Regions from separate parts of the Homo sapiens genome. Here region 2 is linked to region 1. A link is a loop called in an ENCODE intact Hi-C map of the cell type or tissue named here. Cell type or tissue: heart left ventricle. All regions are shown on one strand. Each heading gives the region's core, and the rest is flanking DNA. Links, peaks and the distances in the headings are about the cores only. Region 1 has its middle 51 kb from the start of LINC03076. Region 2 holds the start of HRAT17 (heart tissue-associated transcript 17).

Region 1 (15,749 bases), core at 2,895-10,894:
GCCACTAACTTTGTGGTAAATTGTTGCACAGCAATAGATAACTTATACACTATTCCAATGTGCCATGTTTCTTTTGTCTCTAATATTTTCATGCAGTTTTGTACAAAGATTCAAAATCTGACTCACAAAGAGAAACAGTGAGGCCACCAGGTGACAATCAGAAGAGCTCTGTTGACCATCCCGATGATCATTTATTGGGTTATGATGATCTGTATAGGAAAATGACTCACTCAGCTTTAATAACAAGCCAAAATAGAAGAATCAGCAGAACCGTCTAACTAAAATGACTAACAATCATTTTCTAGATTGAAATGCATATTAGGAAGTTTTAACGTAGGTCTCTGATGAAGTTAAATGCTTATTTTTATAGCACACGATTTTGCAATAAAAGCAAGTGATTGTAAAAACAAAGGGACAGAACTACACTGGATGATTCCATGGAAACCTGAGAGTGAATTCATACCTACGGGCATGCAAATTTGGTTTTACCACTGCCGCCTAGCACATCTCAACATTGCTTGGCTGGGCTTACCTTTATCCAGATTTCTGCCTCCCTCTCAACAGAACAAATATGATTGGAGGATGAGGAAATTGGTAGTCCATGGGGACCACAGAGAAAGTATATTAATGAGAATTCCACTGGGAAAGCAGTACAAAGCTCTCTCTACTCATAGTCTGGAAATAGCGTGATTCTCCAATTAAAAATTAATCAAGTGAATAAGACCCTGCAACACAAAACAGTGAAAGAAAATTAAACATCTCCCTAGGGAAAAGCCTACAAGTCATAAAAAATTAAAAAATAAAACTGAATACTTGCAAATATAATTTACAAACTTAAGGTTGTTGATGACTCACTCCCATGGCAAGATCACAAGTCCCGTATGCACAAAAACCACCACCTAGGGGATGGAGGGGGCAGATAACAAAACACAGACTCAGAACCCATCCCCCACGGAGGGTGCTGACGCAGAAGGCCTGGGATTCAGAAGGTCTGGTTTCAGTAGTTAGGACTAGTAACTTGAAGGGATTCTGATGGGCATCTGATATGAGAAGCTCTAGTAGCAACCAGTTTCCTCACAATTGCCTAGCCAGTTAGGTGCTCTCTCAGTACAACACATTGCTTATTGTACTGCTTATTCAGGAGCTGAACTTGCATTTGTGAATTATTCAGACACTTGCCAGTTTTCTCATCCAGTCACAAATGAGATCATCCTAAGCAGAGCTAACCTTAGGATAAACACTGGTGAATAAAACTTTTCCTGTTGCTATTTCCTTCATTCACTAATGAATTCAACAGTTAACGAGAAGCTATTATGTGCCAGGCACCAGACAAAGTCCTGAGGATTCAATGACAAAGAAGTAAAAATAGCCCCCGCTCTCATGGCATTCAAAACCTAGAGTCATTAATAAGCAAATGTGATACAATATAATAAGTGGCAGGTTGAGAAAAATACTAGGAGGAGGAAGTGTTTCTGGCAGTGGAAACAGCTCGTGCAGAACCTAGAGTTAAGAAAGAAGCTTAGTATGGTGGAGAGGAGTGTATCTGTCTGTGGGTGTGTATGTCTGTGTGTGCAAATGTGCACAAAGGTGTTGGGGAGAATAGTAAAAGATGAAATCAGAGAGGAAAGCAGGGGCCAAATTATGTCCCCTTAAAGGTAATCTCACTGTGGTAAAGTGTGTTGGTAAACTTTCTCAGGGCTGTTATTCAAAGGGCTCTGACCATATCAAGACAAAAATAATAAGGCTGGATACTGTGACAAGGTGTGTTTTAAGGACATCAAGATTTTCTAACAGCTTGATACAGCAGTTCCTGTGTAAATTCAGAAAAATATATGACTCTTTGTTTTCTCTCTTTTCCCATATAACATGAAAGAACGCATTTATCTGATCACTTTCAGGTGAGACTGGTACAGCAGCTAGTGATCCATAAAGATAGCTACTATGTACCTTGGCATGTTGCCAATATTGTCAGGCTTCCAACTCACAATATTTATAGACTTTAGAAGTCATGGTTCAATGTTCACCCAGGGCAACAATCTCTTGTAAGTTTTACATATTCTTTTGTGGGGCAGCATCAGATAGAACCTCAACTTCCTGTTAGGTGGCTTACTCCAAATTTAACAAGCCAAGCTCATCCAGTTCAAGGTGGAGCTTTTCTGGACTGAAGGTCTGAGCTATAGTTCTAGAAATTAATAATTTGGTGTGGGAAAAAGAAATGGAAGAGATCATCCAAGATATACAATAAAAAGAAAGGAAAGTTTGAAAGTGACAGAAGTATTTGATTTGTCAATAAGGAAGTAACAGGTGGCATTCAAGGGAAGGAGTGATGTCAATATCTGGACCAATAAAAGTTAATTAACCCCTGGTGAATTGAGGGATGATATAGATATCAGTCTTAGCCTGGACACTGGATGTATTTCACTTGCTCTTCCAGAACAAATTTATTCTCCACCCTGCTCTTCTCTGCTCTGTGCCTAGGGACTGGTTTGTTGATTAATTGCATCATGAGCAGTGCTGCCCTCTGGCTTACAGCTGAGTTCAGCCAATGGGAGGCACTAGTAGATCCAAGTGAAGAAGAGGAGGCGAGACTAGGGTATCTTTTTCTCTGGCTATTGTTTGGCTCTTTTCTTCTACCAAAGGCCACAACCCCCATCAGATCAATTCTGCTATAGCCTCTCTCTCTCTCTGCCTGTGTGTGTGTGTGTCTTCCATCTCTCATATATGTATATATCAGTTCTACTTCCTTCTCTTGCGGCCTCAGATCTAGGAGGTAATGACTCCCTTCCGTTGCTAGCTTTATCATTCCTTACAAGTTCCTTTTGACCTTGCCTACCCTGCCTACATCTTTGTAAATGGTCCTTTCATTGAACTCTTTCTGTTACTCGGTTTAAGTGGGCCATTTATTTCCTGTCTGGATCCTAACTGATACAGCCTGCCACAGACTGCATGCTTCTTACATTAGCATTGGAGAGTTAGCCTGACTTTCAGAGGTAGTTAAGACAATAACAATTGTTACTAAAAGTTAGATAGAAACTACAGTTCACTAAATGTATTCAGATGTTATCTCACTTCTCATTCTTTATCCATCATGATTAAAATGCAGATCTCGCCTGCTCTAATGGAATAATAATTATAGATGATAAATGTAAATATGGGTATTTACTACCAGATCCAAGTCTAAATCATATTCTTAAGAATTCAAGGGTGGGCATGGTGGCTTATGCCTGTAATGCCAGCACTTGGGAGGCCAAGGCAGATGGATCATCTGAGGTCAGGAGTTCAAGACCAGCATGGCCAACATGGTGAAACCCCATCTCTACTAAAAATACAAAATTAGCCAGGTATGTTGGTGCATGCCTGTAATCCCAGCTACTTGGGAGGCTGAGGCAGGAGAATCACTTGAACACGGGAGGTGGAGGTTGCAGTGAGCTGAGATCACACCACTGCACCCCAACCTGGGCAACGAGAGTGAAACTGTGTCTCAAAAAAAAAAAAAAAAAAAAAAAAGAATTGAGGAACCCAAATTTTGTATAGTCTTAAAGCTGAATGAATTAGAACTTCATTACATGAACTGGCTCTATTTCCTTCATCTGGACTCCAGATTCTTCAATTTCACTGATACTTATTTTTGAAACTTCATTTCTATTAGCAGATTTCTAAAGGCAGGGAAGGTGGGGTTTTGAGTCGGAAATTAATTATCAAGTAGATATTAAGACCATATTTTATAATGATAATTGAATCAATTAAGAGAAGTCTGCCAAACCAATTGTTTAGTGGCATATAGATAAATCAACCACCATAATGACTATTTTCCCTCTTTTTAACAACTCGTTTCTTTTTTATGTAGACATAACACAAATATCCTTATTGTGTAAGCAAAACATATGGAAAAAAATTTTTTAACTTTTGTAATTCTAAAAAAAACCAGCAAAGATAAAATATTTCTATAATAAACTTGATAATGAATTTCATAGGATACTCAATTCCCAAAATAAGTAACTCCATGATGAGTGTACACAAAATAGAGTTGAGAAATATGTGAAAATACAAATACAAAATATCTGAGCAGTTTGTGCCTTTATATGGTAAGGATGTTGTTGAGGGCCCAGAAGAAAGATTTCTGTGTTAAAATTCAGGGAGTTTGGGCCGGGCGCGGTGGCTCACACCTGTAATCCCAGCACTTTGGGAGGCTGAGGCAGGCAGATCATGAGGTCAGGAGATCAAGACCATTCTGGCTAAGACGGTGAAACCCCGTCTCTACTAAAAATACAAAAAAATTAGCTGCGTGTTGTGGCGGACACCTGTAGTCCCAGCTACTCAGGAGACTGAGGCAGGAGAATGGGGTGAACCCAGGAGGTAGAGCTTGCAGTGAGCCGAGATCACGCCACTGCACTCCAGCCTGGGCAACAGAGCGAGAACTCCATCTCAAAAAAAAAAAAAAAAATTCAGAGAGTTTGGTGGTCTTCCCTTTAAGGTAAGAGAAGGTGGAACTGAAAAAGTTAGAATGCAATTTATATTACTTCTGACACAGTGGGTTTCTTCCCTCATACCCAGAGAGCCAAAGGGCTTGAATCAGTGAATATCAAAAAGTGAAATATTCAGTGATTAAATGAGAAAATCCAGGTCTCCTTCTGATATATGTGTATCAAACAAAAAAATTACCCCCAAATAAATCACACACAATAAAGATCCTATCTCCTTTTAGGAGAGAAACTATCATCATTGGAAGATATATTTCAGATGTAAAATAATGAAATATATGACCTGCAGATATAACAGCATCAAAAGAACCTCAATTTCCTATAGAGTAGCTTGCCTCAAATTTAGGAAGCTTTTCCAATTCAACATAAAGCTTTCCTGACCAAATTCATTCAGTTTGAAATAAAGCTTTTCTGAACTAGAATGATACTTTGAACTATAGTTCTAGAAAGAAATAATTTGAAGGTGGGAAAAGGAGATGTAGGAGATCATTCAATATGTATAGTACAATAGAAAGAAGGGAAAGTGTGAGGGTAAAAGAAACATTTGTCAATAAGGAAGTAATTGGTAACATTCAAGGGTGTAGGCTTAGCAGTGGAGGAAGGCGTGTCCCAAACTATCCTAATGAGTGGACAGAAATAAAATGAAGATGGTAATCATAGCCTACAGAATGGAAAAATAAGTGGTTGAAAGAAGGAAAACAGTCATCATGTTTGATCTATATCAGCAGTCCCCAACCTTTTTAGCATTAGGGACCAGTTTCATGGAAGACAAAAATCCTTGAAATATTCTTTCAGGTATTTCATTTTTTATGGCCCCAGTTTGTATTGGGGGAGGGGGTGGGCGAAGGTTTGGGGATGAAACTGTTCCATTTCAGATCATCAGATATGAGTTAGATTCTCATAAGGAGCGCGCAACCTAGATCCTTCACATGCGCACTTCACAATAGGGCTCACGCTTCTGTGAGAATCAAGAATCTAATGCCGCCACTGATCTGACAGAAGGTGGAGTTCAGGCAGTAATGCTTGCTCACCCATTGCTCAACTCCTGCTGTGTGGCCCGGTTCCTAACAGGCCACGGACCAGTACCAGTCTGGAGCCATGGGTTGGGGACCCCTGATCTATATGGCATTTTAAACAACTGATTTGGCAGATTTCTACTCTTTTTTTTCTTTCTTTTTTTTTTTTTTTTTTTGAGACATGGTCTCTGTGGAGTGCAGTGGCACAATCACAGCTCATTGAAGCCTTAACCTCCTGGGTTCAAGTAATCCTCCCGCCTCAGCCTCCAGAGTAACTGGGACTACAGACCCATGCCACAATACCCATCTAATATATATATTATATATAAATATATATATATATATATATATATATATATATATTTTTTTTTTTTTTTTTTTTTTTTTTTTTTTTTGCCCAGGCTGGTTTCAAACTCCTGGGCTGAAGAGATCCTCCCACCACAGCCTCCCAAAGTGCTGGGATTACAAGTGTGAGCCATCATGCCCAGCCGATTTCTGCCCTTAATTGATTCAATTATTTTTAAATATGACCTTAGACATCTACCTGCTCATGATTAATTTCCAATCATTCAGAAAGTTTGCTTGTGAAAAGGAAAAATCCCTGTTTTGTGCTCCTTTACATCCCTGGGACCTAACAGCTAATGCCTGGCAAATGGGCTCTCAGACCTTGTCTATCCAGTCAGTACTAATTCAACCAATGATAGAAAGGGCTTAAGATCAAGGGAAGGTTTTTTTCATGTGAGGGAGGAACTGTGTATGTTTGAAGGCAAAGAGAAGGAAGCCAGTAGAGAGGAGAAATTGATCATATTAAAAGAAAGACCTTGATTTAGAGGGAAACATAGGCTAAGGTCACCAGAGGCAATGGTCGAAGATGGTGGAAGAGCCTTCCTAGGGCCTCTCCCCATTATTTATAGAAATCCTTCTTCATTCCTGTCAATCCCCGTTCCTCTTTCTCATCGATCTTTCTTTCCCCTCAACATTACAGTCTTTTCTTTTCATTTCTTCTATTTCCTCTCTCCCTCACTTCACTTCTCTCCCTCCTACCCAGCCATAATATAGATGTGAAATATAAATAATAAATATTAACTTTTATAATTTTTTTTTTTTTTTTTGAGACAGAGTCTCGCTCTGTTACCCAGGCTGGAGTGCAGTGGCGCAATCTCAGCTCACTGCAACCTCTGCCTCCCAGATTCAAGCAATTCTCCTGCCTCAGCCTCCCGAGTAGCTGGGATTACAGGCATGTGCCACCACGCCCAGCTTATTTTTTTGTATTTTTAGTAGAGATGGGGTTTCACCATATTGGCCAAGCTGGTCTCGAACTCCTGACCTTGTGATCCACCCACCTCGACCTCCCAAAGTGCTGGGATTACAGGCGTGAGCCACTGCGCCCGGCCTAACTTTTATAAAATTACATTAAGTTTTATGACTGTTCTTAAGCTAAAATCAGGTGAATTGAATGTTTTATATTTATATCTAAAATTTTTTAATGTGGCTGTAGAATAAATACTTTTCCTTTTGGTAAAAGGCAATATTCTTAAAACTTCATCCCAATGTAGACTCTTGGAAAAATAATTTGTTTTTTGGTATAGAAGGGAGTACTTTGTAGCAGAAAGCATTATGTTATAGTCTATAACACGGGCTGCAGAGTCAAGCCGACCTGAGATAAATCACAAATCCACCACTGGCTGGCTGGGGGACTTTGGCAAGTTTCCCCATCTCTGAAATGGTGCTATCATCTTCCTCTATAGAGTGGCTCTAAGTTTTAAATGAGGGAATGATGGAACTTTAGTGTAGTACCCTGCACAGAGTAAACACTCAATAAATGGTAGCCATTGCCATTATTAGCTGCTATATCCTGAACTCCCTGAAAAAAATCAGTAAATTTTTTATTAAAGATAAACCAAGAAAACATTCTTTCAGACATTTAGTTTTTTATGGCTCTAGTGTGTGTTGGTAAATTTACCATTACTTTTATTCTCGTTATTCTCATTTAGAATGAAAAAGAGAAGAAATGGAATCAAACCCAGCCTCCTGCTAATATACACAGTTAACTGCCAATTGCAGCCGGCTGTCCCCAAGATGTAGCAGGGCTGAGAAAGTGAAAGGTGCCTGTGTTGACGTGACAGCTCAAGCCATAAATAAGCATATCACTTTTAATTTAACTTCCCAAGCACTCAAGCTGTCACTCAAGATCATTGTTATGCCAATTATCTGGCATTAAATATTGTTATGATTTCTGACATCAAATCCATAATAGAACATTGTTTTAGAGTGACAGTTCAGTGGAAAATTCCCAGTAATTTCCCCCTGGCAATCTGGCCTGGTGAGGTTTAATTAAAACAGCCAAATTACAAGCTGCCTCAGAAGGTTTTATAATGAAATTGCTGGCTGGCCTTTAGTGATAATGGTGCTACAGAACACTGCTTATTGTCACATGAGCTTCCTTGGATATGAAAGGATTGGTCGTTGATTCAGTAATGGAAGCCAAGACTTTTTATTGCTGTCATTTCTGCTGCTTTTACTGGCAGTGAAAGTAGGAGATTTAAAGTTTCGTTTTTACTCATAAATATGCCCAATCATGGAATAGCAAGGCAGACGACTGGCACTTTAAAGGTCATCCATTTGAAAATCTATTGAAGGCTAAATAATGTAAAATCCTAAGGACATCAAATAATATTCCAAACACTAACAGAAAACGACAGCTTGGTCTGGGCTCAAGCAAGTCATTTCAAGCTCTCCTGTCCAGTTTGCCAGCTGCTCAGTCCCCAACCGCTTATATTACAGAAGAGGGAAAGAGGCTAGCCAGGGCTTCAGTTCTGTTGATGAGTGAGGTTGTAAATGGGGCATCGGGCTTCTTGCTTCAGCAACCTTTTGTTCCTCAGGGACTGCTCTGAAATTTCAGACCTGGAAAAGCCTATCTAAGACGATGATTACTCCTCTCATCCTAGTGACATTAGCTCAACGTCTTGCTAATGTAACATATATTCTTCAGCACCTTGTTTTACTGTCTTTCACACACCTCTACTGAAGTCTTTGGAGGCTTCAATCTGCTTTTTCGAAATAGTCTCAATCTTCTCTTCTCTCTTAATCTGCTCAAACCGGCTACCTAGACATCAACCAAATAGTTCAACACCACCCTTCTTCATTTCTGTAGTCGTAATGCTAGTACGTTATTTATAGTTTTGAAACTACATATCTTTATAGATTATATGAATACACAATTTCAGATTCAGGTCAGAGTGTGAAAAATAAGCACATAATCAGATTTTAAACTTTGTATTATGGTAAATGGATTTAATATAACTCCTTTGAAAATATATCTGAAAACTTTTTCTCCCATTATATAATTCTTCTTACATTATATATTTACATTATATATAAAATACATAATTACATAATATAAGAAAAATTGTAATGTATAATGTACTATAATTCTTCTTACATTATATAATGTCCCTTAGACATTACTTCTCAGGAATGACATTGAGCACACATGGACATAAACACGGGAACCACAGATACTGTGGACTAGTGGAGGGGGGAGGTATGGAGAGAGGTGTGGGTTGAAAAACTACCCATTGGTTACTATGCTCACTGCCTGGATGCAAAATACCCATGTAACATACCTGCACATGTATCTAGAGTAAAACTTGAATTTTAAAAATATATGTGTATGATGTACTAGAAGTATGCCTGGCACCAAGTAAGCATCTTCTCAGGAATGTCTAAGATGGCATTATATCCTTCAATGTACTCTTTATTGGGAGCAAAGAGTAAATTTGAATCCTTAGAATTAAACTGTGAAAGAAAAATATATAGGCAAACTATATTATCATGCTCATTTTAAAAAATGTAATCATGACAGTGAGAATTGTCATAGTGGAGTATAAAGAGAAAATTTAGCCTGAGAACCTTATCTACTGGCATCAAAACTTTTACTTGAAATCTAGTGAGAGTCACTCAATTATTTAAGCAATACATGTGAAAAGAGCTTTGATTGACAATGGACACTAAATTACTCTAAAAGTTTTGCTCATCAATAAAATAGTTGCCCATTTGGAGTTCCATCATCAAACCTTGTTCCTATTTCACTTTCTCTCATGGTCATAAACACATCATAGAGACAACTCTGGAACTGTATTTACCTAGGTTTGAACCCATCAACTCTTGTTTATTGTGTGACTTTGGGCAAGTACCTTAGCCTCTCTGAGCTTCAGATTCCTTATCTGTAAGATTGGGATGGGTAAAAATAGCACTTACAGAGTGTGAAAATGAAATGAATTAATATGGGTCATATCACCAGTCAGAATGGCTATTATTAAAACGTAAAAAAAAAAAAACAACAGATGCTGGTGAAGCTGCAGAGAAAAGGGAATGCTTATACACTGTTGGTGGAAATGCAAATTAGTTCAGCCACTGTGGAAATCAGTTTGAAGATTTCTCAAAGAATTTAATACAGAGCCACCATTCCACCCAAAATAGTTCAATATGCCAAAAAAGACACATGTGCTCATATTTTCATTGCCATGCTATTTACAATAGTAAAAACATGGACTCAACCTAGGTACCCATCAATAGTGGATTGGGTAAAGAAAATTTGGTACATATACACCATGAAATAATACACAGCCATAAAAAAGAATGAAATCATGTCCTTCACAGCAACATGGATGGAGCTGAAGGCCATAATTGTGAGCAAATTAATGCAAAAAGAGAAAACCAAATACCTCATGTTCTCACTTATAAATGAGAGCTAAACAATGAGTACACATGGACATAAACATGGGAACAACAGACACTGTAGACTCCTAGAGTTGGGGAGGTGTGGAGGGAGGTGTGTGTTGAAAAACTATCTATTGGGTACTACAGTCACTGCCTGGAGGCAATATACCCATGTAACAAACCTGCACATGTATCTAAAGTAAAAGTTGAATTTTAATAATATATGTGTGTGATGTACTAGAAGTATGCCTGGCACCAAGTAAGCACTCTCCATCAGGGCTGACTCTTCTACTCTAGGATGTGAATGCTGCAAAAGCAGGAGCTTGGTCTTCACTGTGTCTGTCTGTATCCACAGTTCTGGGACAGTACCCAGCACAGAGTACATGCTCAATAAATATTTGCTAAATGAATGAACCAGAACATTCAAGTATAAAAATGAACCACAAGATCATTTTTCTTTATCACTTTTTAATTTTTTTCATTTAGTATTAAATGCTTACTGTGGAAATTTTCCAAAAACATTTCTGTTAATGAAATCCACACAAACAAGGAAAAGAAGTCACGGGAATATGGACTCTACCAACACTGAGAAATACAACAAATTGTAAATTCTGCCAATATTATATAAGAAAATGTTGTCTTTAAGCAATTGCCTATGGCTCCAAGTTGCAGATGCAATTAATGCAAATAAGAAGAAAAATGTATTTAAGGTTTTTATTCCTAACAACTAAAGCCTAAACGCATTTCTCCCTTATTCTTCCTTGAAATAAACTTGTAATAGATTATTTCTATTTTTCATAAGATTTTTGGATATAAAATCCAGTTGGTGCACCATGATTTACTTCACTATTTGGTATTTCTGCAACCATATGTAAGTGACTAAAGGATTGTTATGCTAGTTGCTGATCATCTACAATTGGATCAGAAAATGCACACCAACAGAAAGACAAATATTGCATGTCACATTTATTTGTGGGATCTAAAAATCAAAACAATTGAACTTATGGACATAGAGAGTAGAAGGATGGTTACCAGAGGCCAGGAAGGTTAGTGGGAGGGTGGGGGTAAGGAAGGTGGGGATGGTTTCTGGGTACCAAAAAAATAGCTAGAAAGAATGAATAAGACCTACTATTTGATAGCACAACACAGTGACTACAGTCAATAATAACTTAATTGTATACTTTAATAACTTTCATATTTTAAAACTGGATTGTTTGTAATTCAAAGGATAAATACTTGAGGCAATGGATACCCCATTCTCCATGATGTGCTTCACATTGCATGCCTGTATCAAAACATCTCGTGTCCCCCATAAATATATGCAATTACTATGTACCCACAAAAGTTTCTTAAAAAAGAATATACACACCAGTCAGAAAGCCCTCTAATTCTATACACTAAGTTAATTTAAATATGTCCTTAACTACGTACTTTGAGTTACAAAAAAAAGACTTATAACCATGTTTCCCCAAACTACTAATATTTTCTATTCATCAAAAATAGGTCAATTATTTATTCTATTTTAGTCATCCACTATAGAAAATATTTGCCGAGTGCCCACAATAAGCCAGGCCCTGTGCTAGGTGTTCAGGATATAGACAAATATGACCCCTACTGTCACGGGATTTACAATCTAGCTCATGTTACAGAGGTAGTTTCATACTTGTATTTCAGATTTTATTTTTACTTATGATATTATATAAGTTTATTTATTTTCCATTGTTCTAAGAATAGAAAAATGAATCCTTATCTTAAAACTTCAGTTTTTTCAACCATCATTTGATTATTTCAAGTCACCTGAAATTATCACAAACCAAAGAAAATTACTAGTTTCAATAACTCACAAGCCTAAGTATCTGTGTTCAAATAGTCTCTGAGACTAGAATTCCTGTCTATTTTGATATCTATGGATTGGAGAGGAAAGAAAAACCTAGTATTGGATTAAATGTAAGAAATTGATGTTGACTGGCGGGAGGGTATGTCTGAGGCTCAGAGTATGCAGGCCTGCAGTCACATCGCTGACTCTGGAGAGTGAAGCAGAGTTGCAGTTCTTTGAAGTTGTTCACGAGTGAATAAATACGAAAAAAAAGAAAAACATTCTTAGTTCTTTAATAAATAATTCATTAACATATTCATTGGCATTATTCAAATACTCTAAGTGTGGTTGTCCAAATGCTTGAAAATAGTTTGTTGGACTAGGGACTTCATTAGAATAAACTATCTGCTTCCCTTATTTACATGATTGATATCTATATCAAACACATTTTTTAATGCAAAGATAAACCCATTCTGCAGGTCAGAATTATCACCAATTCCAATGAAGTCTGTTAATGAGGTGTTTGTTTGTTCTGTAGAGTACTATTCAAACCAGTAATGCACATCCCATATAGTTCATAACGACTTTTTTATTATGCAATCAAGAGTATTCGCAGGAACAGCATACCCTTGCCTGTTTACCATGTCTCTGTTTATTTGTTCACTGATTTATGAAGTGCAATACATTGCAAATTCTCTCTTAGTAATTGTGGAAAATTACTAAGGTTCCTCTGTATAGTATTTTTCATTATACTATAACAAGAGTTTACAGATAACTCAATTATGTAACTAAAGATTAAAGTTTTTGTTCAAGTGGTGATAAAAAGCTTGGGAAATCCAGTATAAATTTCAATTAATTCAGAAAAAGAGAAATTCACCCAATGTTCAATGGATCATGTAGATCAGTGACTGGTAATCTTTTGGGGCTCAAGGATTACTTTGAGAATTTAATGAAAGTTATTAATTTTCTCTCCAGAAAACCTAGACCAGGTAAAGAACTTCTGGTGAAGGGGGAAAAAAACAGTGATTTTTCACTTATCAAGCAGTTATCATGCATCATTAGATAGTCCCCAGTTGCCAATGCCTTCTCTGTTTCTGAGCTCAGCTGTTTCTACAGTACAGTTATTAAAAAGGTCTACCTGAACTGTAAGTTCATAATTATAACTTGAATATAGGTTTGGACCTCAGAGGCTTGCTTTACTCCTCCTCTCAACTGAAAGCCTCCACAATTTTAATGTTCAGAAAAGGAAAGCTCCTGAGATGCCTTATCACTAAGAAAAGTGTCCTGAGACCCTCTTGGCCATTCTGGGTGGATACTTCATATATTTGATTCTATCTTTCTTTTAAGTATGTAGCTCCTCCATAGTCATCAGTTTTCCCCACTCTGGTATGTGCCTAAATCTGGTCTCAGCACTCCACCCCACCTTCCCTTCCAAATGTTCGTCTTGTGTTTTCTAATATTCCTAATCAATAAATTACTCTGTATCTTTAATAGCTTCTCTGAACACTCCTTTCTCCCCTTGCCTTAAATATCTCCTAAGAACATTGCTTCCTCTGCAACCTTCTCAAATAGAGGCCAGTCACTGCAACCTCCCCACCCCGCCCACACACCCTACCCAGCATCTCACATACACAAGGGTTAGAAGGTGAATTATCCTTCATGTTTCCCATTGCAACTTCAAATCTTTTTTCTTCCTTCCTATAGAGCTTCCTGCTAAAGTTCTGAAACTCATACTGGCCAGCTATACCAGCCGCTCTACCCCCTCAATGCTACCATTTTATCTTTCGGTTACTCCCCTTCTTTCTTTGACAGGATTAGATCCTGGATTCTAGACCAGAGTCTTCCTTATCACCCCCACTCTGTCATCATTTTTAGTGAGGACAACACCCACGTGGTTGATCCATCACACACCCCAGTGTTTCAATTTCCTAACCACCTGAATTTCAAGACTGTTTCTTTTACAGTCTCAGCCAGCCATTCCCATAACAACACTGTGGGTCCTGTCATTATCACTTCCATAATCTCAGTTTCAAACATCCCATTTCTGATCACCACCTTCTATTTCTTTGAGCTTATTTATTCTATTAACCACTTGCTCCACTGCTACACTTTTCCAACTAGACCACCATCTATCTATTGCTGACATACACACAACTCCTGTCTTCATTTACCTCTTTTTTTTTTTTTGAGACAGAGTCTCGTTCTGTCACCCAGGCTGGAGTGCAGTGGCCCGATCTTGGGTCACTGCAACCTCTGCCTCCCAGGTTCCAGCAATTCCCCGAGCACCTGGGATTACAGGTACGCGCCACCATGCTCGGCTAATTTTTTTGTATTTTTAGTAGAGATGGGGTTTCACCATGTTGGCCAGGCTGGTCTTGAACTCCTGACCTCAGGCGATCTGCCCACCTCAACCTCTCAAAGTGCTGGGATTACAGGCGTGAGCCACTGTACCTGGTCCACTTACCTCTTTTCCAACCTTAGATGCTATGGTCCATCATTACTATCATTCCCAGGATGCTCTCTCCTTCCAGTGTACTATCCTAACAAAACCCTGGTTGAACCTGAATACCCACTTGTGTTTTGAATAATGCTAGGGAAAATAATCTTAAAGTCACTACTACAAATCTCTAATAGGCACACAATACTTTCTGGAATGTCCATTTTGTTTATCTAATAAGGTCACTTTTCTACTCCCTAAGACAACTATTTCCTACCTCTCCCTCTCCAAAAAACTTCTACACCCCAACTCCTTTTCATTCATACTTGATGAACTTGACTCATACTTCCTGAGAAAAGAGATGTTATTTGATGGAAATTCCCTCACCTTCTCACTTCCATGTATAAAACCTGCTTGTGTCAATACCTGTTGCAATGGAAGAAGTATCCCTCCTCCCCTCAACAGCTAATCTTCCCACTAGGCTCAGATCTCATCACATCACTCTTTTGAATGAGGCAGGGTGCCCCCTCACAAATGTTAATACTGGTGCGGATGCCAACAGGCTCATGAATCTTAAATGTCAGAAGAGATACTGCTTGGTCTAAACTCTAATCCAAACCTAATACACTTCCCTAAAGTACCATGTCTGGCTCTTTTCATGGAGCTACCCCAAGACACAATTCATATATACAGCCATGTGGTAAATATGGAGTCCTGGCTGTAATTACCTCACTTTTCCCCCAAAAGACGAGGCACCCATCTTGTATAGGAATGGACAACAAGTCAGTATCTCCTGTGCTCTGGGGGCTGAGGCAGCAGCCTTTCCTCCTTGGAAGGGTACAGAAAGACTTGACCAATCTTTACAATATTCTATTCCCATTTTATGGAGTGCTATGATATGAATGTCTGTGTCCTCTCAAAATTCATATGTTGAAACTTAATCCTCAATGTGACAGTATGAAGTGGGGCCTTTGGGAGGAGATTAGGTCATAAGAATGGAGGTCTCACGAATGGGATTAGTGCCCTTGTAAAAGAGTCCCAAGAGACCTAGTTCGTCTTTTCTACCATGTGAGAACACAATGAGAAGGTGCCATCTATGAAACAGGCCCTTGCCAGACATGGAATCTGCTGGTGCTTTGATCTTGGACTTCCCAGCCTCCAGAAATGTGAGAAATTACTGTTGCTTATAAGACACCTTGTTGATGGTATTTTGTTACAGCAGTCTGAACAGATTAATCATCCAGGTAATTTCTAAATTCTTCCAACATTTGTTAGAA
Region 2 (15,749 bases), core at 4,833-12,832, 430 kb before region 1:
CACATGTATCCCAGAACTTAAAATAAAATTTTAAATTCAGAGGGACCTGTGCAGGTTTGTCATATAGGTAAATTGTGTCGCGGAGGTTTTGTGTACAGATTGTTTCAACACCCAGGTAACATGCATAGTACCCTGCAGGTGGTTTTTTGATCCTCACCCTCCTCCCACCCTTCACCCTCAAGTAGGCCCTGGTGTCTGCTGTTCCCTTCTTTGTGTCCATATGTACTCAATGTTTAGTTCCCGCTTATAAATGAGAACATGTGGTGTTTGATTTTCTGTTCTTGTGTTTGTTTAGGATAATGGCCTCCAACTCCATCCATGCTTCTGCAAAGGACATGATCTCATTCTTTTTATGGCTGCGTAGTATCCTGTGGTGTCCATATACCATATTTTCTTTATCAATTCTGCCATTGATGGTCATTTAGGTTGATTCCTTGTCTTTACTAATGTGAATAGTCACTCTGCTGTTCCCTGCTGGCACACAACCACACCAGAGTTGTAGATAGTCTTAGAGTCCAGCCTCCCAGGGTGTAGCTCACTGGATTTCTATATTGGGGATTAACGTTAAAGCCTCCGCTTATCAAGGTCAGCCTGCTTTACTTCTGTTGACCAATCTTTGATTGCTCCTTTGAAGATCTTGAGGGTGAGGTGGTTTGAAGTAGGATTCAGATATACCTTTGTACTAGAAAAAATATTTTTTTAGTTTTTTAAGTTGTCACTGTTTTCATTTTTAAGGTTTAATTATTTTAAAAATACCATGTGTACATGGTAAAAAAAATTTAATAGGTAAATATTCCTCCTTCCCAAGTCCTGTCTTCAGAAATGTCTGTTAACTATATTTTACTATCACAATAATACCGTCTCTCAGTCTATGAATGGGGCTGTTATCACAGCCTAATCTGATGGCAGATAACAGATGGGAAGACAGGCAGGTGGCCTCAAACAGATTATCACAGGCAGCAAATGTCCAGCTCTAATTTTGGGGAGGGCTTTAAATTTTAGAAAACCTGAAAATGAGATATAAGGCTGACAGCCCAAAGATAAGCAGGACACAAGGAGAGCTTGGTACCAAAGCAAAAGGCAGATAACAGTTATCAGAATAAGGGGCCAAAACTAGACCAACCACACAGATGGGCTGACCTTGAACCCCTCTACTACCAGCCAAGTACTCCTTAAATTCCCCTACAGCATAAATATGATTGTTTCCACACCAAGGATCGAGGCTAAGAGAGCTAAGTCTCAGAGATTAGAGAATCACAGTAGAAGGAAGACAGGCAGAGCATCATGGGAAGAGTCATTTCTGCATTAACACATGGCTCCTACACATTTCCTTTTTGTGTGGGTGTTTGCCTTATCTGTCAATTCAACTATGAAGTCCTTGAAGATAAATACCGAGGTTTTTTCCTACGTTTGTACACAACAATAAATTGTTAAATTTACTTCTCTTCTGTGTACAGTCCACTGTTTTGAGTGATGTGAGAATTTCACATATCGAAAAAAAAGTTTATTTTCTTACCTTTCCATTAGAAGTTTGTTGGCCTTCTGAAGTGGGATAATTCCCCAAGGAAGTTAAAAGTGTTTCTGAAAAGTAAAATTAAATTATATTTCTGCTATATGCACATTCTACCTACAAGTTGCCAAAAGCAATCAGATTATTTGGACTTAAGCATCAGAATCAAACTGAACTCTTTATTTTGACCTTAGGCCAAAATGCTAATAGTATGATTAAGTGATTGTTTAGAGTAAAACATAGTCAATTCTGGGAAGTTCAGTATGATTAATATCTGATTGCTCTTTGCAATTTTGAATCCTTTTCTGGGATTTTTATGTATAGTGTGATTGGATACACAAGAACAATCGGATAACACCCAGTCCGATATCAACCTCCAGGGAACCAACTGGAACACACACACACCCACACACAAAGTTCCATGGAGCCTAAATACCCTCCAAGTGTACTGCATCCTTCAGAGGTATATGGGCTTTAATGCCTAAATTATTAGGACTGTTGCTCAGCGAAGCAGTCCTGCTACTGTATCCCTTTCTGATCTCATCTCCTATTATTCTCCCATCTGGCTCACTCCACTCCCACCTCAAACAGGCCAGACATACTACTAACCCCTTAAGCTGTGGGATTGCCTTTTCCCTCTATCGGAGCACTCTTCCTTCAGATATCCTCATGGCTCATTCTGTCAAGTTCACTTCTTTTGTGCACTTGCTTGGAGCCATCTCCCATGACCACAGAGCAATCTATTATTTTCTTTTATAACATGTATGACAATTTGTATATGTGATTGTATTTATTATTTAATTTTTTGTTTAATGGAAAATTTTGTGAAGGAAGAGACTTTGTTTTATTCCCCACTGTCTATTTAACAAATAGCCATTAAGTCTAACTATGTACCAAGTACCATTATAATGGACACAGTTGTGAAGAGAGAATTTACAGTCTAGAAGAGTGAGAGGGACATAGATAACACACAAAAATAATAACATGTTATTTCAAATGGTAATCAAGACTTTGAGGAATGTAGAACATGGACATATGATAAACAGTGACTAATGGTTTAAGGGCTCATTAAAATTGGCTGGTCAGGGAAGGCCTCTCTCATTGGATTGAGATAGGAATTATATGGTGGAGTCCATCGTGAGAGGATCTGGTGGCTGAACACTCCAAAAAGAGGAAATAGAAAGTGCAAAGGACCAAAACTAGGAAAAGTTTTAACATAAGGTGTCACAAAGAAATTCATTGTGTCCAGGGGTTTGTGAATGACAGGGATGACATTGAATGGCAATGACAGAAAGGGGCCAGATCATACAGAGCCTTGTAGATCATGCTAAGGCATTAGATTACTTTGCCTTTTATGTGTAGAATAGTTTATAGGAGAGCAAGAGTGGAGGCAGCCGGAGGTTTGCCCTGATAGATATAAGAGATGATGATGACTGGAATCAGGGTGGTTGTAGCCAGAGAGAAGTGGGGAAAAGTCGAAATACAGATTAAAGGTGAAATTGATGAGACTTTTCAATGGATTGGATATATGCAATAAGGGGAAAAAGGGAATCAGGGATGACTCCTGGACTTGAACTGGACCTATTTAGTTGGCAGATGTGAATTCTATTTACTAAGGCATATATTCAGTGCTTTGCACAAATAAGTGCTCAATAGCTATTGAATACATGAATCAACACTGAGGTTCTGGGTAAAATTTTGTTTTAATAAAACAGTTCCTCTGATAAAAACAGAGGTTGGAAACTACAGCAATTAGAGTGATCTGGAGTTTTACGTGCAGTTTTTATCTCATTTGAGTGAGTTGAGGTAATGACTTTACTATTTTCCTTGGCAGTTCTTCACAGATATAATCCCCATAACAGAATGGTGGGTATATGCACACGCAGAGCTGGCTTCTGGTAGGACTAGGGTAATGCCAGGCTTGATATGGAGAGTCCTGGAGAACTTTGAAGATTACCTCTAGGAAGCTGGGGCAGCTTGGTTGTGAATAAGTTTGCAGTTGCAAAACAATGGCTTGGTCAAATATGGTAGTTCAGATGGAGCTTGCACAGCATCAGAAGAGGGAAACTTGGTCAGGTAGGTTGGCAGTAAGACTGAGAATTAGGAACTGAAGACCCTTCGTAGAGAGCTCCCTTGAACAGGACAGGAGCACAGGCTAGAAGGAAGTCAGAGATCCCCCTCTAGAACCCAACTCAACGTAACAAAAATCATAAACACTAGAGAAACAAAGAGTGTGTCGAAGTTTGAGTTTCATCAAGAAAGGATGATTGTGCCCCCCAATTTTTTTCAATCCTTTTCCACAGAGTAATTTGATATTTTCTAGACATGCCAAGTTTACAGGATGTGAACTACTGGAAATTGAATGGGGAGCAAGAGTGTGGGGCAAGGTATAGCAGAATCCTTTAGCTGAGGGCCTTGTAAATCACACCATATAAGCAATGACTTTCATTGACTATGTGCAAGGCCACCCTTAGGTCTGATTAGTTGAATACATTGATCACAGCATGGAAAGGTTATCCACCTTTAGAACTGCTGGGAAGAAAGTGAGGAGCAGGATCAAGAACAGATGCTTTATCTCCCATTAGGTTGCACAAACCTGGAAAATCTAGAAATCTGCTGCCACTCCCAGCCCCTCAGACAGCTAACAGGAACCAGTGACAGACTACCCAGAATAAAAACTCCAAGGGGCATCTGAAGTTGAAGGTTATAGATGTCAGCTGATGTGGCCTCTTGGGAAAGCTAGTGCTCTATTTCAATAGGATTATGAGGTTTAATTGACTAGTGCTGCTAAAGTGTGTACCATCCAGTCACAGAGTTTGTAGTCTTAGCTTCATAGATTTGAGTTAATTTCCTCCCAAGGGAGGCATTTGCAATTTTCTTAAGTGATAGATTTCACCTAATACCCACAGTGGTTAAAATCTTGATAGTTAAAAAGTAAAAGTTAATGGGTTTCAAACAAGCTGTTCCCAATATCTACACAATTTGTTCTCTTTTTTATGAATATTCCCAGGTTGAGGGTGAATTGGATGAAATAGAAGAAATGCAAATCTCTTCTTCAGATTGGGTTTCTGAGACAACATCAAGTGCCAAGCAAGGGAAATTTCCATTTTCATTAAAAACAAATTTCCATTTTATTGAAAAATACTATCATTTTTGAACTGTAAGGATTAACAGTACCGAATTAAAATTCTACCACTTATTAACTATGCAAATTCGAATAAGTTACTTAATTTCCCTAAGTCTCAGTTTCCTCACCTGTAAAATAGTGGTAACAATAACTGTGACTATTAAATGAGATAATGCAAAATATAAGACTTGACACTTGCTTGGCAGATATATTACACCTATTTATTGCTATTATTACTAAATGTTTTGAGAATTGGTTTATCCTCTAATTAAGTAACTATGGATGTGGGTATTTAATTTATAGAACTAAACTTGAACTCGAAAGCTTGAGCAAAGCAAACATTTTAAATGGTTTTTCAAATTATTTTTCTATTACTTCTCTGTGTCAAATCTGAGTCTAATTTACCTGAAAGATGACACTCAAAACTGAGGTGATTATTGTACTGACAACTCCAATTATCCAGTCTTTTAAGGATCCTAATACGCATATATTATTCACTATAATCTTTTAATTTTTCAATGCTATCAGTTGGGTAAAGCATAGCTTGTTTGAGAAGATATTTCTTCATCTATATTTACAGAAAGAAAGGGCACATGCTACCGTGCTGTTTTATTGAGTAAAATAACCCATGGAAAAATCCTAATCTTACTGCTAGGATACTCTTAAAAAACAACAATCTACTTGAATTCAACTCTAAGCAGTATGTGCAAGGCACTAGGATACAATAATTAGTCATTAAGAAACAAGAGAAGCAGCTGCATTTCCTGTACAGTTTGTCTGTACCAGAAGCTGGAGAGCCTGAGAGAAATCTGTTTTAACAATTAAGAGAGATTTCTTAATCTCTATACGAACTATTAAGTAAGAAGAGTGAATACATGAATATATACTGAGAACACACCACCATAAAAAAAATCCGAATCTACATGTAAGGCTACACGTAAGAGTTTTAAAGCCACAAAACGTGGGTCGTCTTTGTGTGTTTAATCTTAAAGTTGTGTTAAGTTCTACTTTTGACCACACTTAACCAGGACTGAGCCATCCTCTGCCACAAACATCAGAAAATGCAGACCAATATGCTCCCCAGCAACAGAGTAAATTCAAAATATCTGTTGGTAGGAGAGGCAAGTTGTGCTTATCCTTTGGGCCATTGAGCAAATTTGGAATCATAGAAACTGTTTTTTTCTTACAAATACTTAGACTAGGAAATTAAAACAACAAACAGCACTTAAAATGGTAGCATTGTGCATATGAGACTTTGAGTATTATAATGAAAATCATTTTTATTTTTTATTTTTTTAAAGTTATGAATTGCTTATTTCTGGAATTTTCCATTTAATATTTTTGGACTGTGGTTGAAATCACAGAAAATGAAACCCTGGATAAAAAGGGGATTACTTGTGTTTCTTTTTAAAAAAACAACTTTTATTTTAGGTTCAGAGGTACATGTGCAGGTTTGTAATATAGGTAAACTCATGTCATGGGGGGTTGCTATACAGATTATTTCATCATCCAGGAGCTAAGCCTAGTACCCAATAGTTATTTTTTCTGATCCTTTCCTCCCTACCACCTTGCACCCTCAGGTAGGTCCCAGTGTCTGTTGTTCTCTATGTGTCCATGTGTTTTCATCATTTAGCTCCCACTTATAAGTGAGAAGATGTGGTATTTGGTTTACTGATCCTGCATTAGTTTGCCGAGGATAATGGGCTCCAGCTCCATCCATGTTCCTGCAAAAGACATAATTTCCTTATTTATGGCCACATAGTATTCCATGGTGTATATGTACCACATTTTCTTTATCCAGTCCACCTTTGATGGGCATTTAGGTTGATTCCATGTCTTTACTATTGTGAATAGTATTGTGAATGGTGCTGCAATGAACATTTGCATGCACGTGTCTTTATGGTAGACTGATTTCTATTCCTTGAGTATACACCCAGTAATAGGATTGCTGGGTCAAATGGTAGTACTATTTTTAGCTCTTTGAGGAATCATCACACTGCTTTCCACAATGGCTGAACTAATTTACACTCCCACCAATAGTGTATAAGTTTTCCCTTTCCACCACAACCTCTCCAGCATCTGTTATTTTTTGACTTTTTAACAATAGCCATTCTGGGCTGAGCGCAGTGGCTCATGCCTGTAATCCCAGCACTTTGGGAGGCTGAGGCGGGTGGATCATGAGATCAGGAGATCAAGACCATCCTGGCTAACACGGTGAAACCCCACCTCTACTAAAAATACAAAAAATTAGCTGGGCGTGGTGGCGGGTGCCTGTAGTCCCAGCTACTCGGGAGGCTGAGGCAGGAGAATGGTGTGAATCCGGGAGGCAGAGCTTGCAGTGAGTCAAGATCGCGCCACTGCACTCCAGCCTGGGTGAAAGAGTGAGACTCCGTCTCAAAAAAAAAAAAAAAAAAAAAAACAACAGGAAAAAAAAACCAATAGCCATTCTGACTGGTGTGAAATGATATCTCATTACGGTTTTCATTTGCATTTCTCTAATGATCAGTGATACTGAGCTTTTTTTCATATGCTTGTTGGCCGCATGTATGTCTTCTTTAGAAAAGCGTCCGTTCATGTCCTTTGCCCACATTTTAATAGGGTTGTTGGCTTTTTCTTGTAAATTTGTTTAAGTTCCTTATAGATGCTGGATATTAGACCTTTGTCAGATGGATAGATCACAAAAATTTTCTCTCATTCTGTACGCTGTCTGTTTACTCTGTTGATAGTTTCTTTTGCTGTACAGAAGCTCTTCAGCTCAATTAGATCCTATTTGTAAATTTGTGCTTTTGTTGTGATTGCCTGTTGTGTCTTTGTCATGAAATCTATGCCTGTTCCTATGTCCAAAATGGAATTGCCTAAGCTATCTTCCAGAGTTTTTTTACATTTAAGTCTTTAATCCACCCTGAGTTGATTTTTATGTATGGTATAAGTAAGGGTTCCAGTTTCAATCTACTGCATCTGGCTGGCCAGTTCTCCCCGCACCTTTTACTGAACAGGGAGTCTTTTACCCATTGCTTGTTTATGTCAGCTTTGTCAAAGATTAGATGGTTGTAGATATGTGGCCTTACTTCTGGGCTCTCTATTCTGTCCCATTGGTCTATGTGTCTGTTTTTGTACCATTACCATGCTGTGAAAAGCAATTTTAAATACCACAAAATTGACATCCACAGCTAATCTCCAACCTCTTTTACCAATTATTACTTCCTTTTCAAAGAACATCATTACTTATGCTAAATTATTTAGTATATTAATGAGCAGTTTTATCTATAAAGAAATAAGTAATGTATTTAGTAATTTTTATAGATTCTGATCTACACATACATCAGAATCATAATTAAAATGTGCTGCTTTTATTAAAAAGCAGTAAGCTCACTTGCAGGTTAAAAAGTTCGCCTGACACACTTCCGTGGATACTGATAGAAGAGCCTCCTGAATCAGAAACAAAGGACCATTCATTACTCAGAGCAATAACAGTAGCCACAGTAACATTTGCAATTGCACCAGAGCCCCAATTCCCATAGGGTTGTGTTGCAAGAGTGGAACCCTGAGCTTAGGGGATCCAAATCTTTTGTAACAGGCAGTAAGAGTATCTGCCTATTGCTCCAGAGGGAGATACTATCTCTATGTCCCAAAGCCATAAGCAACCCTATCCTTTCTCTTGAAAGAGACAACATCTCTATCTTCCAGATATTTTCTCTTAGCAAACATCCTTGAAAAGATGGTGGAGAACAAAGGGTACTCAGTGCCTGCTTTGCAAGATGTGCAGAAACCCATAGATAATTGCTGCTTAACAATACTAAGCAGTGATTTCTGAGGGAGAGTTTAGAGGAAAGAGAGAATCCTCTCCTGGTGAGTTTTCTGGTGCTAAGGGAGAAGAGTCCCCTTCATGCTGGGTAGGAGAGTTTGGGGAGAGTGTCCAGTTACTTGTGCCCTCAAGGAAGAAAATTTCACCTCCTATTCTTCCTTTTTTTTTCTGTCCCAATCTCTCAATTTCTTGGAACTTGTTATAGTTGAGGTCTTGGCATTCGAAGACTTGACTTGAAAATCAATTGCCTTAAACATAATTTATAATGGGTGTCAGATTCCCTGACTATTCCTCTCACTGTCTCCCCAAAGGCCCTATTAACCCATAATGTATCTGATTTATAGAACATTCAGTTTCAAATGCATTGTAAATTAAATAAAGTTGGCAGGCTAGCTGGAGACCATAACCACCACTTACGGAGTGTCTCATGTGGGAAAATGTGTTCTTATTAATGAATCTATTTAACTAATGGCTTTATGAACCATGGCTTTTATTAAATTGCATCTTTTTATTTAATAATCACATTTTTAGAATGTTATTAGAGGAGGTTTACTTTTGCAACTGTCTATGAAAGATGGCACTATATTCTGCAGCAAAAAAAAAAAAAAAAAAAAAGTCATCCCAAGTCAAAAGCCTGGAGAAAAAGTAAAAAGTATCTAAAAGGGGATTAAAGCTAAGGGTGTATAAAACAGCATGCTCTCAGATTATCATAATTCTCTCCCTAGAGAAGCATGATGGCCAGAAAACAAGTAGTAAAAGAAAAAAATTAACAATATTTCACAAAACTCTGAAAAATTAGTTTGTAATATGTCAGGAAGGAAAAAAAACAGAATTATCTCTCTCACTAGAAAAGAATTCTAGTTTTGAGAACATCGCTGAGTATTCCCAGTTTACATTCAAATTCTCTTATGAAATGGGGGCTCTTGTTATACAATAGAACATTACCATTTGTCATTACCATAAAAATGTTCTCTGGTATTCCACTTTCAAGTTTGTTTTTGCTTAATTTTGCCCTATTTCACATAGCTGTAAAAATCTTTTACTATGTCTTTTCTTATCTGTTTTCCCATTTATAACTTATCGAACATTTTTAGCATTTCAGCATTTTTATATCATACTTATTTTTAGAATTTATGCTCCACCTTTTTTTGCTGGTTGAAAATTATCCAGTTAGTTATATTTTTCCCATATGGAGAGACAGAAAGCAACTAGCAAAGCCAAGTGGAATCTTTCCATGTTGTAGTGAAAGGGGCAATCACTATTTCTGTGCTCTAACAGATTGCTGACACTTTTTGTGTATCAAAGTGAGGTTTTCGGTAACTCTGCCACCTTTAACTGTCCTTTATTTTGCTGTTTTCATGAGATCTTATTTCATGTTGATCTTGGGGGAGAATACCTCCTGGTTCTTCTGTAATTGTGGTTCTCCATCTCTTATCTATCTTATTGTTGAATTTGTGACTTATTTTCCATATATCTAGGGCATATTCTTGAAATGTTTCAAAATGTTATTATTATAAAATATCAAGTTACTAAATTACTCTAGGAAGTAATTTCAAATATTATAATAAAGCTCATATTAATTAATACCCAAAACATAAAAATCTAAGTGAACATTATCTTCTTCAACATAACTGCCTTAAGAATTTCTACTTTAGTCCATTGATCTTGCCATCAATTAAAAACACTTTCAGGGATTCCTCTTAAAGGTTTGCATTTAGAACCTGCTGCTTTGTTTCAAATGAACCCAGTGGCAGCAAATCCTAATTTTTTAAGTGTAGACTTTAATTTTTGGATAGAGATAATTGTCATCAGTAGTCTGGTGAATTGATTAATGATCCAACTAGAGGACTATTTGGAAGAAAAAGTATCTGATTATAGGGAATCAGAGTAGTAGTCCTGCCTGACTAAACTGGCTCTGAAGACGACTTCAGAAAGAACATCCAGAAAGTTTTGAGCCTTCTCAGGGGCCATTGGCTGCCCACATGCCTCTGGCTCCTTCACAAATCCCTGGTTCAGCTGGTGGTTGTGATGCGTCACATAGTTCCTGGCATGCCATTGTCCTGAATTCACCTACTAATTTTACCCTCAGAGAAAGAGAGAGTCTTTGGAGAGTTGTGAGGAGATAAGTGACATAAACTGGCATGTTCTGAAAGAATCACTCTGGATGCTGTGTGGAGAAAACACTGAAAAGGTAAGAGTAGAAAATGGAGTAGATACCAGGAGTCTGATTAGGAAACTACTGCAATAATCCAGGCAAGAGATGATGGTGGCTTGACAAAGAGAGAAAATGGAAGTGGTGGGAGTGGTTGAATTCTGAACATATTTTGAAGATACAGCCAACAAATTTCCCAACCTTTGTCTAGACTGGGTCTCAACCAGAAGCAATTTTACCCCTCAAGGGGCATTTAGCAATGTGTGCAGGTATTTTTGATTATCAAAACGAAACATGCTACAGTCGTCTAGTGGGTAGAGACCAGGGTTGCTGCCAAGCATCCTATATTGCACAGAACAGCCTCTCACAACAAGATTTATCTGGTCCAAAATGTCAATTATGCTGCTGAGACTGAAAAACTGTGCTCAAGATGCACTTTGGGCATCCTACTGTATGTTTAGGAGTGCTATAAATTTTTTTCCCAGTACATTTTTTATTTTTTTCTGTTTTCCTTTTTTTAACTGATAAATAAAATTGTATATATTTATGGTATACAACATGATGTTCTGAACTATGTATACCTTGTGGAATGGCTAAATAAAGCTAATTAACATATGCGTCACCTCGCATACTTATCATTTTTTGGTGAGAACTTATCTATTCCCTCAGCAATTTTCAATTATACATTATTATTGACTATAGTCATCATGCTTAACAATAGATCTCCAGCACTTACTCATCCTGTCTAACTTTGGCCAATATCTCCCCATTCCCACACCACCACTCCCCACAGACATTGGCAACTATCATTCTACTCTGCTTCTGTGTGCTCAACATTTTTTACTTCACACAAAAGTGAGATCACACAGTATTTGTAATTCTATGCCTGACTTATTTACTTAACATAATGTCCTCCAGGCTCATCTACGTTGTCAAAAATGGCAGGATTTTCTTCTTTTTAAAGGCTGAATAGTATTCTAATGTGTATCTATGTATATAAAGGGACAAAATTAGAAAGAATATATATAACACTTTATTTGCCAATGGACATTTAGGTTGATTCCATATTTTGGCTATTGTGAATAATGCTACAACGTATTCTATGAATACATTGTATAGTCTATGAATACATTGTAGCATTATTCTACACATTCTATTCAATGTATTCTTTATCACAGTATTCTATTGTGTATCTATATAAAGCCAAAATTAGAAAGAATATATATATAACACTTTATCTGCTGATGGACATTTAGGTTGATTCCATATTTTGGCTATTGTGAATAATGCTGCAATGAACATAGGAGTGCAGATATTGCTTCAGCATACTGACTTGATTTTCTTTGGATATATACTCAGAAGTGAAATTGCTGGATCATATGGTAGTTCTATTTTTAACTTTTTGAGGAACCACCATACTGTTTTCCATATTGGCTGTACTAATTTACATTCCTACCAACAGCGTACAAGAGCTCCCTTTTCTCCACATTTATCTTTCATATTTTTTATCATAGCCATTCTGACAGGTACATAAGGTAATATTTCTTTGTGGATTTTATTTGCATTTCCTTATTGATAGTGATGTTGAACATTTTTTCATTTACTTGTTGGCCATTTGCATATATTCTTGTTTTGTTTTGTTTTGTTTTGTGTTTTGTTTTGTTTTGTTTTTTGAGATGGAGTCTCGCTCTGTCACCCAGGCTGGAGTGCAGTGGTGCAATCTCCACTCACTGCAAGCTCTGCCTTCCAGGTTCACGCCATTCTCCTGCCTCAGCCTCCTGAGTAGCTGGGACTACAGGCGCCCACCACCACACCTGGCTAATGTTTTTTTTTTTTTTTCAGTAGAGACAGGGTTTCAGTGTGTTAACCAGGATGGTCTCGATCTCCTGACCTTGTGATCTGCCCGCCTTGGCCTCCCAAAGTGCTGGGATTACAGGCGTGAACCACCGCACCTGGCCCATATATTCTTTTAAGAAATGTCTATTCAGGTCCTTTGCCAAGTTTTTAATCAGGTGTTTTATGTTCTTGCTATTGAGTTATTTGAGTTCCTTGTATATTTTGGGCATTCATCCTTTATCAGGTGTATGGCTGGCAAATTTTTCTCCCATTCCATAGGTTGTCTCTTCACTCTGTTGATTGTTTCCTTTCCTGCACAGAAGCCTTTCAGGTTGATGCGATACCATTTGTCTATATTTGCTTTTGTTGCCTGTGCTTTTGGAGTCATATCAAAAAAATCATTGCTCAGACCAATGTTGTGCAGTTTTCTCCCTAAGTTTTCTTCTAGTAGTTTTTACAGTTTCAGGCTTTATGTTTAAGTCTTTAATCCATTATGAGTTGACTTTTGTATATGGTGTCAGATAAACATCCAATTTTATTTTTCTGCATATAGGTATCCTGTTTTACAAAACCATTTACTGAAAGACTGTTTTTTCCCATTGTGTGTTCTTGGCACCATTGTCAAAAATCCATTGACTATACATGGGTGGATTTATTTCTGGACTCTCTTTGTTTTATTGGCCTATATGTCTGTTTTTATGCCAGCACCATGCTGTTTGTAGTATATTTTGAAATCAGGCATTGTGATACCCCCAGTTTTGTTCATTTTGCTCAAGATTGCTTTGGCTATTTGGGGTCTTTGTAGTTCCATGTGAACTTTAGGATTGTTTTTTCTGTTTCAGTGGACAATGTTATTGGAATTTTGATAGAGGTTGCATTGAATCTGTAGATTTTTGGGGGTAGTATGGACATTTTAACAATATTAATTTTCCAATAAATTAATGAAACATGGTATCTTTCCATTTATTTGTGTCTTTTTTTATTTCTTTTATTAATGTTTTATAGTTCTTAGAGTACAGATCTTTCATGTCCTTAGTTAAATGTATTCCTATGTATTTATTTATTTTTGTAGCTATTGTAATTGGAATTGTTTTATTGGTTTCCTTTTTTGGACAGTTCATTGTTAGTACACAGTTCATTGTTAGTACATGCTACTGATTTTTGTATGTTGTTTTTCATCCTGCACCTTTACAATATGAAAATATTCTGTTAGAATATTTATTAGTTCTGACAGTTTTTTGGTGGAGACTTTAGAGTTTTCCACATATAAGGTAATGTCACCTGCAAACAGGAAAAATTGAACTTCTTCCTTTCCAATTTGGATGCCTTTTATTTATTTTTCTTGCCTAATTGCTGTAGCTAGGACTTCCTACTGTATGCATTAGGGGAGCTCACTATAAAGATTTTGATGATAAGCTAAAACTATTGTTCAAATGTCCATAGGAGAGGATAGACTCTAGAAAAATCCATTCATCCAATGGACTCAAAGCCAAAATTAGAAAGAAGCTTCCCAGTGGACCTACTGCAGGACTAATGAGTACATCTGTTCAGATATGGTTTGATCCGCTAATGAATCCAGAAGGAGGTCAACTAAAATCAGGACTTTTGCTCAGACACCCAACATCTGGCCTCCATATCAGCCACTGAAGTACACCTGCATGCAGGTTCCTTCTGATTTCCCTGAGATTGAGCAACAAATAAAGATAAATCTTTATGAGCCCAAGTGAAGCCTGCCTCACAAGTTTTCCAGTCTCACTACACCAGAGGAAGAAATCTGTTGTCCACCACACTAGGGCAATCACTGTACATATTTGCCATTTTAAGGATTCATCTACTTGGGGTTTCCTCACTCCATAAAGACATACCAAGCTCTGTGATATGCACCAAATAATGGTAACTTAGAGCACTACTCTATAAGTGTAGGCCTTCTTTTACTTTTAGAAACATTTGGTTTGAGAAAATGATAATCAAGATTCTAAATCCCAATTCTAGGAGAAGGGGCTACTAGGTTGGGGCAAATATCAAACTATCATGGGTGTTTCTATTGTCAATAACACATTAGAAAGCGCAAAGCTGTAAGACTCTTTCCCAGTCTCAATTGACAGTAAAATTAGACAGGTCTTTCTTGTTATCAAGACAGGTCTTTCTTGTTATTATTCAAGTCCTTAAACTTATAAGGTTTCATAGGCAGGCAGATGTATTATGATATAAAAATCTGTGTTAAGGAACTGACCACATGTGATATAGTTTATACTCAAAAATTCCTTCCTGCTTCGCATTAGCTCTTATCCTATGCATCATTTTCATATCTTTGCCATTTTCTTACAAAAATTATGGCATGTTATAATTATCAGTGAAACTGAAAATCTTGCAAAAGATGCAGACTTTGATGAAGTCTATAAAAGTGAAATTGGAAAACAACTCAAACCATTTCAAACCATTGAAAAATAAAGATTTGATGACAAAGTAAATCCTTCAAAAGAGGGTTTGAAGAAGACCTTGAATATTTTGCAAAGATAACCTTCTTTATAAGCATGCCACAAAAGTCAAGCAAGAAGTGAAGGATGCCCTGTTGTGCTATTCTATAATTTTGTTAGAAAAATTAACCCCTCAAAAAGCCTTTCATTTATTTTTTGTGCATCCTAAGAATTAGCACAATTATATGCAAAGTCTAACCTAGATGCTGTTAATTAGGAAATAAAATTAGCACCCTGTTATAATTTATAGACTAAATTAAAGTCCTAGCTTTTCTCTTCAACATAAAAATAAACAGAAAGTTTCCCCCAATTCCCTTATTCCCTGACATTCCACCACTCACATTACAAATTCAGTCCTTTCTTAAAGCTACGGTTTGCCTCTGCCTGTTTATTAAAGTGTGACATGTATCCTCCACCCCCTAGCTAGGACAACTTCCTTTTCTTTCCAGTGGTTAAGTACTGGCTGGATTACTCACTTCCAGTAGCTGGACGCTTAACTCCAGTGAGCTACAAGGACACCTGGCCCAACCTCTCAAACAGGCCTTGGTCCTGACCTAACCTATCCTGTTCAGTTAGGTCAGGACCAAGGCCTATTTGAGAAATTAACCACCTAAACAAATGGATGGTCCTTACAAAAAGCCAGAGGGTCCTGAGTTCAGAGCAGCCCCCAAAATGGAAAAACAGTTTGAAACTCAACATTTCAAACAAATGTCTAAACTTTAGCTGATTCTAACTTGGTCTATAATTGAACAGTTCCCCTGTCACTTTCAGAGCCAAACAAAACTCTTGTTGTGCTCCAGAAGGGGTTCTTCCTCTTTTAAACTTTACAGATTGACCTGGCT

The links. Peaks named below come from ENCODE experiments on the same cell type or tissue, not always from the same donor. Only the 100,000 strongest peaks of a DNase experiment are listed, where the experiment ranks them.
Region 2: a loop joins it to region 1, with 4 times the contacts of the local background. A loop is called at or near these places in 2 of 110 quality-filtered maps.

The regions. Positions count from the first base shown.
Region 1 is chr7:112,559,106-112,574,854 of GRCh38, reverse strand. No RefSeq gene overlaps it. Among named protein-coding and RNA genes, the nearest start is that of LINC03076, 51 kb to the left of the region's middle. In heart left ventricle, for the core only: no CTCF peak of the experiment used is centred there; no DNase peak of the experiment used is centred there; H3K4me3 peaks cover 450 bases; H3K27ac peaks cover 848 bases.
Region 2 is chr7:112,990,452-113,006,200 of GRCh38, reverse strand. HRAT17 (heart tissue-associated transcript 17) reads left to right here and starts at 10,558. Exons shown (of 6, transcript NR_110162.1): 1 at 10,558-10,633. In heart left ventricle, for the core only: no CTCF peak of the experiment used is centred there; no DNase peak of the experiment used is centred there; H3K4me3 peaks cover 2,264 bases; H3K27ac peaks cover 3,008 bases.